2 separate regions of the Homo sapiens genome follow, and region 2 is linked to region 1. Evidence: read pairs that join two places in POLR2A ChIA-PET (ENCODE). Cell type or tissue: Panc1. All regions are shown on one strand. Each heading gives the region's core, and the rest is flanking DNA. Links, peaks and the distances in the headings are about the cores only. Region 1 overlaps INPP5A (inositol polyphosphate-5-phosphatase A). Region 2 overlaps LOC105378569 (a long non-coding RNA gene).

The links. ChIA-PET counts read pairs that join two places held together with the same protein. Peaks named below come from ENCODE experiments on the same cell type or tissue, not always from the same donor. Only the 100,000 strongest peaks of a DNase experiment are listed, where the experiment ranks them.
Region 2: POLR2A ChIA-PET joins it to region 1 with 9 read pairs; 2 of 35 experiments call an interaction of 5 or more read pairs at or near these places.

Annotation. Positions count from the first base shown.
Region 1 is chr10:132,682,692-132,688,736 of GRCh38, reverse strand. The region is part of intron 4 of INPP5A (inositol polyphosphate-5-phosphatase A); the gene reads right to left. Among named protein-coding and RNA genes, the nearest start is that of NKX6-2, 100 kb to the left of the region's middle. RefSeq lists an enhancer at 701-1,445. In Panc1, for the core only: no CTCF peak of the experiment used is centred there; DNase peaks (open chromatin) are centred at 3,226 and 4,216; H3K4me3 peaks cover 1,448 bases; H3K27ac peaks cover 3,143 bases.
Region 2 is chr10:132,463,698-132,469,742 of GRCh38, reverse strand. LOC105378569 (a long non-coding RNA gene) reads right to left here. Exons shown (of 3, transcript XR_007062343.1): 3 at 1,652-4,933. Among named protein-coding and RNA genes, the nearest start is that of LINC02870, 22 kb to the right of the region's middle. RefSeq lists an enhancer at 3,902-4,492. In Panc1, for the core only: no CTCF peak of the experiment used is centred there; no DNase peak of the experiment used is centred there; H3K27ac peaks cover 216 bases.

The DNA of each region.
Region 1 (6,045 bases), core at 908-4,907:
CACATTCATGCACACAATGCACTTGTTCACACTTGCACACACATGCACTCATGCACACGCACACACTTGTTCACACTCACTTGCACACACACTCATGCACACGCACGCACTTGCTCACACTCACACACTTGCACACACGCACTCATGCACTCTTGCTTTGTTTTGGGCAGAACCATGACCCCACAACCCTGCAGTTCTGAGTGCCCCAGTGTGGACCTCCTGCTGAGATGCTGCCCTACGGGGCTGCAGAGCTATTGTCTCTCTAAGAAAGTCAAAGGCAATGCCTGAACATCACCTAATTCCATGGCCCAAGCTAAACGTCCCACACACTTCAGGCTCTGCAGTTCCCAGGGAACTGCTGCTCCCTCCCTGACGACCGGTCACTGGGGTGGCTGTCCTGGGGGCAGGGCTGCAAGAAGGTGCACCACACTGGGGCGTCAGGAGGCTGCTGCTCCCTCAGAGGCGCAGGGCGGCAGGCACAGTGCATGGTGAGGGGACTTATGTTCTGGGCCTGCTGAGGGCCAATCGTGCCAGTAACTCTGGCCTGGTCCCTGTCTGCAGCCCCCTGGGCCCCTGGGTCAGCTCTCTGGGGCCTGTTAGGCCGTCTCTGGTTTGATGCCGACTCCACAACATGGGAAGCTCCCTGGAGGCTGTGCAGCTCCTGCTCCTAGGGCGTGTGCAGTGCATGGTGGGCTGGGGTGATGGTCCTGCTCCCGGGGACGCTGGCCACATGGACACCTCACCAGAAAACAGTGTTTCACCTTGGGGATGACACAGCTGCCCTCTGACAGAACACACTTCAAGGAGTGCATTTAAACTCCTAAAAAGAGAGGCCGGCTGGCAAGCCTGAGTCCTGTGCACCGACGCCATGGTGGCCTCTGCCTCCTGTCTCTGCTGCGTCTGGTGGGGAAGGGAACACACCCACAGGCAGGAGCAGGGACACGTGCCGCCTCCACCCAGCACAGGTGGCAGGTGCGAGTGCTCGCTTGCATGTGCACACACACATGCACACTCATGAGTGCCAGACCTCGGTGGGAGAACCCAAAGCTGCAGGGTAACCATGGGCCTCCCAGCCCTGCATCCTGGCCACCACCCAGATGGGAGCCCCCAGGCTAGATGACAGGGACCTTCTGTCTAGGGGACGGAGATGAAGGATACCCGAGGGGGACGCAGTGCACTTCCTCTTCTCTCGCAGGTGGGTCTAGGGTGCAGCAGGCAGCATCTCTGCCTCCACGGGAAAGCCAGAAGGTGGGAGAACCTGTGTGCCTGACATGGGGCTGTGTCCTCAGGCCCTCTGTGGTCCCTGGCCCCAGGCCACATGCCCTGGTGAGCTGCTGCTGGGTCCAGAAGGCTGCGTGTGGCCATGATGCACTCGGCTGTGACATGGACACTGCTCGACTGACCCGCTATCTCACTAGGCATCTGCTGTGAACCTGCTCAGAACCCGGGGAACTGAGCCACCTTTACAGCAGGTCTTAAAAACACCCAGTGTTGGCCAGGCTTGGTGGCTCACGCCTGTAATACCAGCACTTTGTGGGGGCGAGGCAGCGGATCACTCGAGGTCAGGAGTTCAAGACCGGCCTGGCCAACATGGTGAAACCCCGTCTTTACTAAAAGTACAAAAATCAGCCAGGCGTGGTGGCATGAGCCTGTAATCCCAGCTACTTGGGAGGCTGAGGCAGGAGAATTGCTTGAACCTGGGAGGCAGAGGTTGCAGTGAGCTGAGATCATGCCACTGCACTCCAGCCTAGGTGACAGGGCGAGACTCCGTCTCAAAAAAATAGAAAATTAAAATTAAAAAGCCAGTGTTCATCCTTTTCTTTGGCAAAATAGAGTTTCAGCACAGAGTTAAGAGAGAAAACTGCAGGCCTATGCCCCATGGATGAAACTTAATGTCTCCTCCACCAACATCAGCCCTTCTTTATAGAAGATATCCCTTCATTTGTTTCAGATAAAGAAAGCACTCTGAAAAAACATAATAAATGTCGCTGCAAACATTTAAATCATTACCTCATTGAATGTTAAAGCTAACAGAATATTATAAAGTTTGCAATAAATAAGTGAAAAATAAATTGCCAGTGCAGGGATAGAAACTGCAATTCATAGTCAGAAAATCCATAATTAGCTGTAATGAACATTTAAAGTCAAAGTTCGACCCAACTTTTTCGGTGTTTACCCTGTCCCATCAATACGGTTCAGGGCACCCATTTATCACAGACACCAGGACATTGGGCCAGGAGCGTGTCCGGGGCCTGCCGACAGGAAGTCCCCAGCTCGCCCAGGTCTCTGACCACAGTACTTGTCAAGAGTATGTCTGTCACATCTGAGAATAATGACTCCTCGCCTCTTGCTAAAAACAAAATACTTTTTACGTATTGATAAACAAGACTGTCAAGAGTGCTCATTAATTCTGCATTAGTGAAATGCAGCCATTAGCTGTGATGCTTCTGCGAGGACTGCAGACACGGGCAGGAGTCCTCCAGCCCCCGGAGGCCACGGCACAGCCGGGAAGCGGCCTCCACTGGACAAAGCCAAGCCCCTGGGGCACCGAAAAGTCGATCCGGTGCGGGCCACACAGGAGATCCAGACCCCGGCTAACCTGGGCCCTGGCTGGGGCTGCACTGGTGGGACCCTGGTCTCTGAAGGCAGCCTGGGAGCTAATGGGCAACTGAAGCTCCCAGTCACCACCATCAGGCTTCCACACCAACTGGCGACCAGGGCGCAACGAACCCTGCGTACCATGGGGGCTCAGTGCCTCTCACAGGGGCGGCTAGTGAAGATGGAGTATTTACAAATGCTATTAAAACAACCTCTCAACTTCAATTGGAGTCCGGTAATGTGATAAATGGCCACACCGTGTCACTTAGCTTGATTTCGGGAGCTGAATTCTGATAGCGGGCCCACTTTGCAAACACAGCCAACTCAGGGCGGGAGCAGACCACTTCTCACACATTTGGAAAGAACAACGCGTCCCGGCAGGCACTGTGCAATCACAAAGCCCGTGTTTGTTGAGCAGGGTCCCACCTCCCGGACGGAGCCACCGGCTGGAAGGCTCGGGATGACTCAGGCCGGGGCAGAGGCTGACAAGCCAGGAACACAAAGCTGCCATTGGAAATGCCTCCATCACTTTTTATTTGCAAACAAGTCAGATGGCCGGTAATTTATCATTTCCGCAATCAGGTGAACGACCAAAGCACACATCATTAACCTGGTCTTCTGCACCCAGCTCCCTCGTGCACAAAACAGAACACATTCCTAAAACTTCAGTCACACAGACCCCGCGCTAAGGGACGCACATGAGCACACACTCTGCTCGAGACAGAAAGGGGAAATGCACAAGCAGTGCCCATGTGAGGCCCCAGGTGGCAACAGGGCCCTTCCCCTGTGCTGGTTCCAACCGCGTCGCGGGCGTGACCACAGGTGCCAGCTCCCAGTGCGCCCCAGGGGGATCTCTGTGGAGCCTGCCACTGCATTCTGCCACTGGGAAGGGAAAAAGTGTTGAGGGAGGAGGCCACGGCCCGCGGCCCAGGGGAGCCCTGACTAAGGCCGACCGTGCTTATCAACAGTGACTCAGAAAAAAGAGTGGCAGCATTTGGTGACTCCCATCTCACTCTGAGACAGCATGACATTTTGTTATTTCTACAGATAAAGCGTTTTCACCTCCAGTTTTTTTTTTTAATAAAATAAATCTAGGAGCAGAAAGAAAAACTTCATAAGATATTGTTGGTAACTAATCTTCAAGTCTGCAACAAAATAGAGAACTTCATTTGTTTTAAATGAGAGTCGAGAGATTACTAAACATGACTCCCCTCATACGCAGCCCACTCCTTCCCCAGCTGCATGCTGTGAGGACACAGGACCCCCAAATGAAGGACGCGGCCTCACGCAGGAGCCCAGGGGCACGAAACCATGCTCACCTGGGCTCTGACACACCCTGTGAGGGCCAGTGGCAAACATCTGTGCTCTCTGAGAACAAAGCTAAGGACATCACGGAGAGGCCAAGCCTGACGTTCCGTCCTCATTAGGGTGAAAGCACCTGCCCGAGCTGAGGCAGGCATGTGGTTCTGAGCCTGATCTTTCAGACATTTCCTCTGCCCTTGTAATACAGGAGAAATGAGAAGACAGGCTCACAGTGACTAATGAGTGACTGCTGAAGACATGAGCCACAGGGACACACCACATCCTGTGAACTTACAACCCCACACCCTCACGGCTGCTTTGCACCCAAGAGAAACTCCTGCACACACACACATATGTACACATCCATGCACACACATGTACATAACCCACATCCATATACACTATAGACAAACATACATATGTAATACACACACATACATGCATACACCTGTAGACATACATATGTCTGTATACACACGTGGAATGCACACACAGACCTCTCTCAGAGACGCTGGAGCTCTCAGGAGACAGGCATGAGAATACAATGGCATATGACCTCTGAAAACACCAACTGAAAATGACCCAAATGCTTAACGTGCAAATGGGTAAATCAAATTTGAAATATTCCTATGATAGAACCAGATACAGCAAGGAAAATACACAGATCAGAGTTACATCCAGAAACACAGGTGGATTTCACAAAGGAAGCCAAGAAAGAGGACAGTTTCTCAAATGTCCTATGGCGTGATACCAAGATAAAGACATATTTTAGCTTATTTTGAATGCTACATAATAATTCACCATATAAAAATACTGTAATTTGGCCAGGCACAGTGGCTCACACCTATAATCTTAACACTTTGGGAGGCCAAGGTGGGTCGACCACTTGAGGTCAGGAGTTCGAGACCAGCCTGGCCAACATGGCGAAACCCCATCTCTACTAAAAATACAACAATTAGCCAGGTGTGGTGGCCCATGCTTGTAATCCCAGCTACTTGGGAGGCTGAGGCAGGAGAATCACTTGAACCTGGGAGGCAGAGGTCGCAGTGAGCCAAGATCGCGCCACTGCACTCCAGCCTGGGCGACAGAGCAAGTGAGACTTTGTCTCAAACAAACAAACAAAAAACCCTGTAATTTATCCATTTCTCTGTTGCACATAAAGACTACTTCCAATTATTTGAGTATTGTAATTGATGCTATAATAATCTTCCCTGCATGGTGTTACTGAGCAAGTGTGTCAGAGATAACAAGCATCCAGGTACATGGGTACTGAGTGTTCACACAGACATACTATGCAGGAGGATTTGCTGGGTCACTGCAGACACGCACCCTCCACATAGGGTAATACACACATGTACACGTGAATTAAACATGCGTGCATATATATATAACAGCCTTGCTGTGTCACCGCAGACACGTGCCCTCCACATAGGATAATACACATGTGTACACGCAGATTAAACGTGTGTGCATATGTATATAATACACAGATGGCCTTGCTGGGTCACGGCAGACACGTGCCCTCCACATAGGATAACACACACGTGTGCACGTGGATTAAACGTGTGTGCATATGTATATAATACAACACATGGCCTTGCTGGGTCACGGCAGACACGTGCCCTCCACATAGGATAATACGTGTACACGTGGATTAAACGTGCATACATATGTATATAATACAACACATGGCCTTGCTGGGTCACGGCAGACACGTGCCCTCCACATAGGATAACACACACGTGTGCACGTGGATTAAATGTGCGTACATATGTATATAATACACAGATGGCCTTGCTGGGTCACAGGAGACGTGCCCTCCACATAGGATAACACACACGTGTACACGTGGATTAAATGTGCGTACATATGTATATAATACACAGCATTGCTGGGTCATGGCAGACACGTGCCCGCCACATAGGATCACACACATGTGTACACACAGATTAAACGTGCGTGCATATGTATATAATACACAGATGGCCTTACTGGGTCACGGCAGACATGTGTCCTCCACATAGGATCACACACGTGTACACGTAGATTAAACATGAGTGCATATGTATATAATACACAGCATTGCTGGGTCATGGCAGACACGTGCCTTCCACATAGGATAACACACAGTTTACACGCTGATTA
Region 2 (6,045 bases), core at 908-4,907, 220 kb after region 1:
TAAACAAATAGGCAGTTTCCCCTGGAGACAGACTCACTGGGACTTGGCAGCCCACCAGAGCACAGAGCCCGCCGCTCAAAGTCAGAACCCAGAAAGCAAAGCTCGCCCCACTCTGCGGCTGGTCTCCAGGCTGGTGAAAGTCAAGGCCATTACCAAGCCCCTGCTCTTCCCCTCCAGCCCCCTGCCTGCCCCAAACTGCCCCCCTGGCCTGGCCTCTGGGACCTGCAGAGGTTTCCCACCTGTGCTTGCCTGAGGCCTTACAGTCAGATCTTTTACCCTAATGCCCCTCCTGGGACAGGCCCCAGGGAACCAGCCCCACCCCGTGGCTGGACACCTGCCGCTGCCCCAGCCCTCCTGGCTGAGCCCTGTTTCACCCTCGCTGGGGCAGCCCTGGTCACCGAGCCTAGCTTTCACGGGTTTATTGTCCTCTGGTGCCCCGGGGCAGGCTCGATCGGGCAAGGAGAGTCCCAAGCAGGGTCAGCGTGCCAGGGACAGGCTGGAAGGGCCGAGCAGACGCTTGCCATCAGGCCTTCCCGCTCCGGGTTTTGGGGTGAGGTTGTGGTTTTCTTCTATTTTATAAATGTTCTACAATTTTATTATTAAATAAGTCAGGAGCCATTATTATTATTATTATATTATTATTTTCAGGGAAAACAAGCATCAAGTGGGCCCACTGAGTTTTCTTCTTGGTGAAGGAAGGGCCAGAGCTTGAACTGAGGCAGACGGCGGAGGGGGACTCTGCGGCTCTTGGGACCTGCTGACCCCTGGGCAGGGGGCAGGGGCTGCAACAGCCGTGGCCACGGGGCTGCAAACATCAGCCTAGCAGTGTCCCGTGGCCCAGGGCAAGGGGCCAGTGCTGCCAGAGATTCCTGAGGCCCTGGTGGGTGGGAGACAGAACCCCAACCCCCAACACCCCCACCACTGTCCAGGAGGCAGGAAGAAGTGCCCACAGGGGCAAGGACCGCGTGAGGGTCAACAGGCCCAAGAGGCCCCAGAAAAGACTCGGAGAGCTGCTGCAGCCCCTTCAGAACAGCCAGCACTGTCTACACTCTCTAGGTGCCGCTAGACCCCTCCCCTCCCCTCCCCTGCTTTCCCTCCCCTCCCCCGCCTTCCATCTCCTCCCCTCCCCTGCCTTCCCTCCCCTCCCCTCCCCTGCCTTCCCTCCCCTCCCCTGCCTTCCCTCCCCTCCCCTCCCCTGCTTTCCATCTCCTCCCCTATCCCATCTCCTCCCTCCCCTCCCCCTGCCTCCCATCTCCTCCCCATCTCCTCCCTCCCCTCCCTTTCCAGCTTCTTCTCCTCCTCCCCTTCTCCCTCCCCGAACTCCCTCTCCTTCTCCCTCCCTTCTTCCCTCTCTCCCTTGGTTCCTCTCTCCCTCCCTTGCCCTCTCCCTCTTTCCTTGCCTCCTTTCATTTCAGCGTTGAGCGGGATGAATGGGCGTGAAGACCCTCAGTCTCCCCTTGTATGCAGGCAGGGAGGTGGACCTGAGTCCTGTCAGCGCCAGACCAGCAGGACTCTGACCACCCCCAGAGCGGCACCCTGTCCCTCACCTCCCCAACACCCCCACGACCCTGGCGCCTCCCAGGGGCTGTTCCCCCGTCCCCTCCCGCCCTGGGAGCTGGCGTTGCCCCGCCTGCCTGGAGCCGGCCTTGGGGCCGCACAGCTCTGCTCAGTAGCGTTCCTCCCTTCCTTAGCCTTGAGCCTGAGACAGGTGTCCCCTGGCCCCACCCAGCACCTTGTGCTCATGCACCGCGTTGAACCGTGGCTGGCCCTGGGAGGGGGATATCCTCCCTTGTGAGGACGTGAGGGGCTGCAGGTCAGAGGCAGCTGGTGTCCTGCCCTCCTCCTGCCCCCAGGCAGAGTCCTGGGCAGGTGGCCTTGGTGGACGGGCATCTTCCTGGGCCCTCGGGAGCCGCGGTAATGAGCTGTTGCGTAAGCGCTCACCTTTCCTCTCTGGGCGGCTCTAAGGGCTTTTTGATTTAATTGCCAGTGTATTTCCAGAAGCAAAATCTGGGGCACTGTGGTGAGAGCAGCCTGGGGAGACTGGGCAGCAGGTGGGGCCAAGGCTTCCCCACCCCTGGGAGGGCAGCCTCGGCCCGGGCAGAGGCTGGCTTTGGGGGGATGCTGGACATGGGCCGGGTGGTGAGCTGAGCCGGGGCCTGGCGCCCCCTCCTCGAGTCAAACGCCCTCTGCCGAGGGTCCCTCCCCCCACGGAGCATCACATGGGGCCCCTCCTCCCCTGCTCAGCTCACGCCCCCACCCGGTCAGCTGGCACTCTCCCTGACTGTCTTTCATCAGGCAAATGGCTGAGTGCTGGGCACAGCCACGGTCCACAGGCCACAGTTACCTGAGGCCTCCTTTTTCAAATTGTCACCCAGGTGTCACCTGCGTGGACCCTGCCGTGTCTCTACCTAAGGGCTCCCCAGCTCAGTGGGTGACACATGGCCCTGGCCAGCTGAGAGCACTGAGGTGGCTGGAGGAGCAAGAGTCTTTCTGTCCAGCACCCAGGGCCTCACAGGGCTGAGCCTCCCTGGCTTTGGCGTCCCCACGTGCAACAGGAAAGGCGGGTCAGGGGAGTTCTGGACTGACCCAGGCCGCCCAGCTTCTCAGGGCTTGCGGTGGGCCTGCCATCCACCTCCAGGGCCAGCTGGGGTGGGGAAGGAAGCAGGACCTCCAGCCACAGGCCGATGGCTCCTTTGGGGAAACCGAGACTTCCATCTGCCTGGCACCTCTTCCCGCCCCGTTGGAAAAAGGACCCTTTCCCACGGAACCTGCACCAAGGCGATGGCCCCACTGGCTTTCTTGCTCCCCGGCCACACAGGGTGGACCCCTGGTCTAGGCCTGGCTCAGGGTAGGGTCCAGTCCACTGGCACTCAGGGAAGCGCTCCCTCTCCTGAGTCTCCAGTCCTGGGGGGTCGGTCCTTTTGGAGCCTTCTCTACAGTCCAGGGGCAGAGCCTGCCTTGGGAGGAGGCGGCGTGGAGGGTGTGATGGAGACCGGGCTGGTCTGAAGCCCTCTGAGCGGAAGGGAGCTCCTTCCCGGGGGCCGAGGACAGCAGGCTCAGCAGGCCAGACGGTGGTGGGAGGAACTGCAGGGTGCCGGGGTGGGCCGGGCACGTCCTTGGGCACCAACCAGGCGGGGCCGTGTGTGACAATTTTAGAAAGGATTTGATATTTGTTATTTCAAAAAAGGCATCCAAGCTGTCTCTGTGGGAAAGAACAGAACTCTGACCTTTCACCCATTCGATGGCTTAGTGCTGTTGTTATTTCAAATCATACACAGGGGGCACCCTGATCCTTCAGCGCCAGGGGCCTCAGAGGGTCTCAGCTGGAAGTTTGCATGCAGGGCCGGGCGGGTTTGAGTTGAGCACACAGAGCAGAGGGGTGGCAATGTGGGCACGACCTCAGCCCGGCACCCTGGCCTGAACCAGGCCTTGGCAGCCTGTCTGGGGCAGGCTGGGCTGTGCTGTGGCCACAGGAGGGGCCCGGTGGGGGCTGCATCCCCTCTGGCATCCCAGGGCCAGCCTGACTGCAGCCTCATGGCTCCTGAACACCCTCCAGCTGGGTCCCAGTGGTGCCCCTCAGGCCCTGTCCCTGGACCAGCCCTCACTCAGAGCCACCAAGGGGGTCTGTTGGGAGGGGGCTGGCCGGCCTCAACCTGCGGGCCCGGGCGTCTCACCTGTAAGGTGACCTGGACGGGACCAGACATGACCCCTGTCCTGCACAAGGCCCCCTGCGTGGTCCGGGTGCCTGGGCTTCCCCATCTGTAAAATGGGAGCGTGACCCTGACCTTATGCAGGGCTTGTGAGGGTCACCGGCTAGGCCTGCACGTGGTGCTCAGCGCCATACCTGGCGTCGTGGTCACTCGTCTTCCTGCTCCGCCCCCCGGGCCCTCCTGATGTCACGGAGACAGAGCCGCCTCCCTTCTGCCGCCCCCTCGCTCAGGGCGTGGTGGGGACTCCAGCTGGTTCTCCACGGCCTCCTGAGCAGGGGCTACAGCCTGGGCCACCTCCTCCTGCTCTGAGCACGCAGGCCAGAGAGCCCCGAGCGGAGGGCCGGGTGCGGTCTGTGAGGCTGCACACTCCTGCTTCTGGGGCCTTCCCCAGGCTGGGCTCGGTGTGACTGACGGAGGCTGCGGAGCTCTTCCGGCTCTGAGCCAGGCACGGAGGCCGGGCTGTGAGTCTCCAGAGGGGCTGTCGGACACGCACCTGAGGGTCCGTGAGGGCCAACGAGCCGTTCAGTAGCAAAGACCTTCCTAAGGGAGTGTGTCCTGGGGCAGGCTGGGCCCGGAAGGATTGCGGCGGGGGGCTGCAGCTGTGTAAGCACGGGGAGGGTGGCGCTAGCGAGGAGGAATTGCTGGGGAGCAGTCCTTGACTGGTGACTACACGCAGGGAGGATCTGGCTTGTGGGACCTTACCCTGGGGATGGCAGGGCAGGGTGGGGCGGGGCAGGGCAGGGCAAGGCAGGGCAGGGCAGGGCAGGGCAGGGTCTGGCTCTGTGCTGCCCACTGGGCTGTATCCACAGGGCATCCGCAGGGCCGCCAGACACTGCCCAAAGCCACCAGCACCCACCCTGGACTCTGCAGAAACCAGCCTTGCACCCTCAGGGAAGGCCGTCAGCCTTTGAGCCCCTGTGGGGGGACCTGCTGCCCAGCAAAGGTGTGGGAGTAGGGGCTGGGGACCCTACCAGGGGGCAGGCACTGAGGCTCTCCATGCTGGACTGTGCTGGGCCACACCTTCTTTCAGCCTTCCCAGGCCTGTGCCCAGGGGGCCCTGGGTTCTGGTGCCAGCAGGGAGGCCAGCCTGGGGTCCTGAGCCACCATCCCCCAGGGAAGGGCGCAGGCCAACGTCCTGACCCCTGCGTGTGCCTACCGTGGGCCAGGATTTGCTGTTCATGTGATCCTGCTCCATGCTGTGACGTCAGGGCTACTGTCACCACCTCACAAGGAAAGAAACAGGCTCTGAGAGAGAGGCCAGGGAGGGCCCCCAGCCACAGCCAGCCCTCAGCTAATCCAAGTCTGCATGTTCCACGTCCTGGGCTCAGCTCCCTGCCCTGCCTGGCCGGGAGGACGGGGACTTCTCTGGCCCTGGCCAGGGCCTGGCTCAGGCAAAGCATCCTGGAAGCTTCTGGGTTGGGGCAAGCACGGGATCTGACTCTCAGCCAGAGAAGAGAACCAGCCAGCGTTGTCCAAGGGAGGCCCAGCCACCCCTACCACACCCGGGAGGCAGCGAGCCTGCTCCAAGGGAGGGAGCTGGGTCTCTGGGCAAAGCAGACAGCGTGGGGTTCCCTGGAACCAGGAAGGGCGGTTGGCTCCCCTTGGCCAAGGGCAGGCAAGCATGGCCTCCTCCTGGAAGCCTGGGCCGGTTCCAGGCTTGGACAGAACAAGCTGGTTTTCACTCCGGCAGAGAACACGAGGATCCGGCCGAGCCAGCGACAGCCTTTCCAAGACACGTGGGCAGGCTGAGCAGCCCTGGCCCCAGGTCCCCTGTGGGCCTGCCAGGAGGCATGCCGCTGTGTCAGGGAGGCTGTCCTTAGGGGCGTGTGGGTAGCCAGTGAGGGGGACCACGGCCCCCAGCTCGGTGATGGATGCATTCAAGGCTGGGGCATCTCCGGCTGCCAGGCCCTGGAGCTTTGCAGGGTGCATCAGGGTTCCAGACCGCCCAGGCTTGAGCACAGCGCCGCCATGCACGTCTGTTGACTCTGGCGAATGACTCCTCACTTTCCCCAACTGCGGTACGGGCACCATCAAAGCCCCCGACGATGCAGCTCCAGGGACCCTGTGAGTAGCTCAGCCTGGTGTGGGCGGCCCAGACCCACCCACCTCCTGCCCTGGGACCTGGGTGCTGGGAGCCGTCTGTCCCGGCCTCATCACCGGCCACGCACTCCTGGGAGAGGTCTTTCCCATAATCACTCTGGGGTCCGAGCACGTCCTGCCCATCTCCTCAGGCCCACTTCCCTGCAAGGGGAAGGGGCTCCTGGCCCACAGAAGCCCCATGGGGCTGGGCCTGTGGGGCTGGACATGCTTCTTGAGCTGCAGAGGCATCTCACTC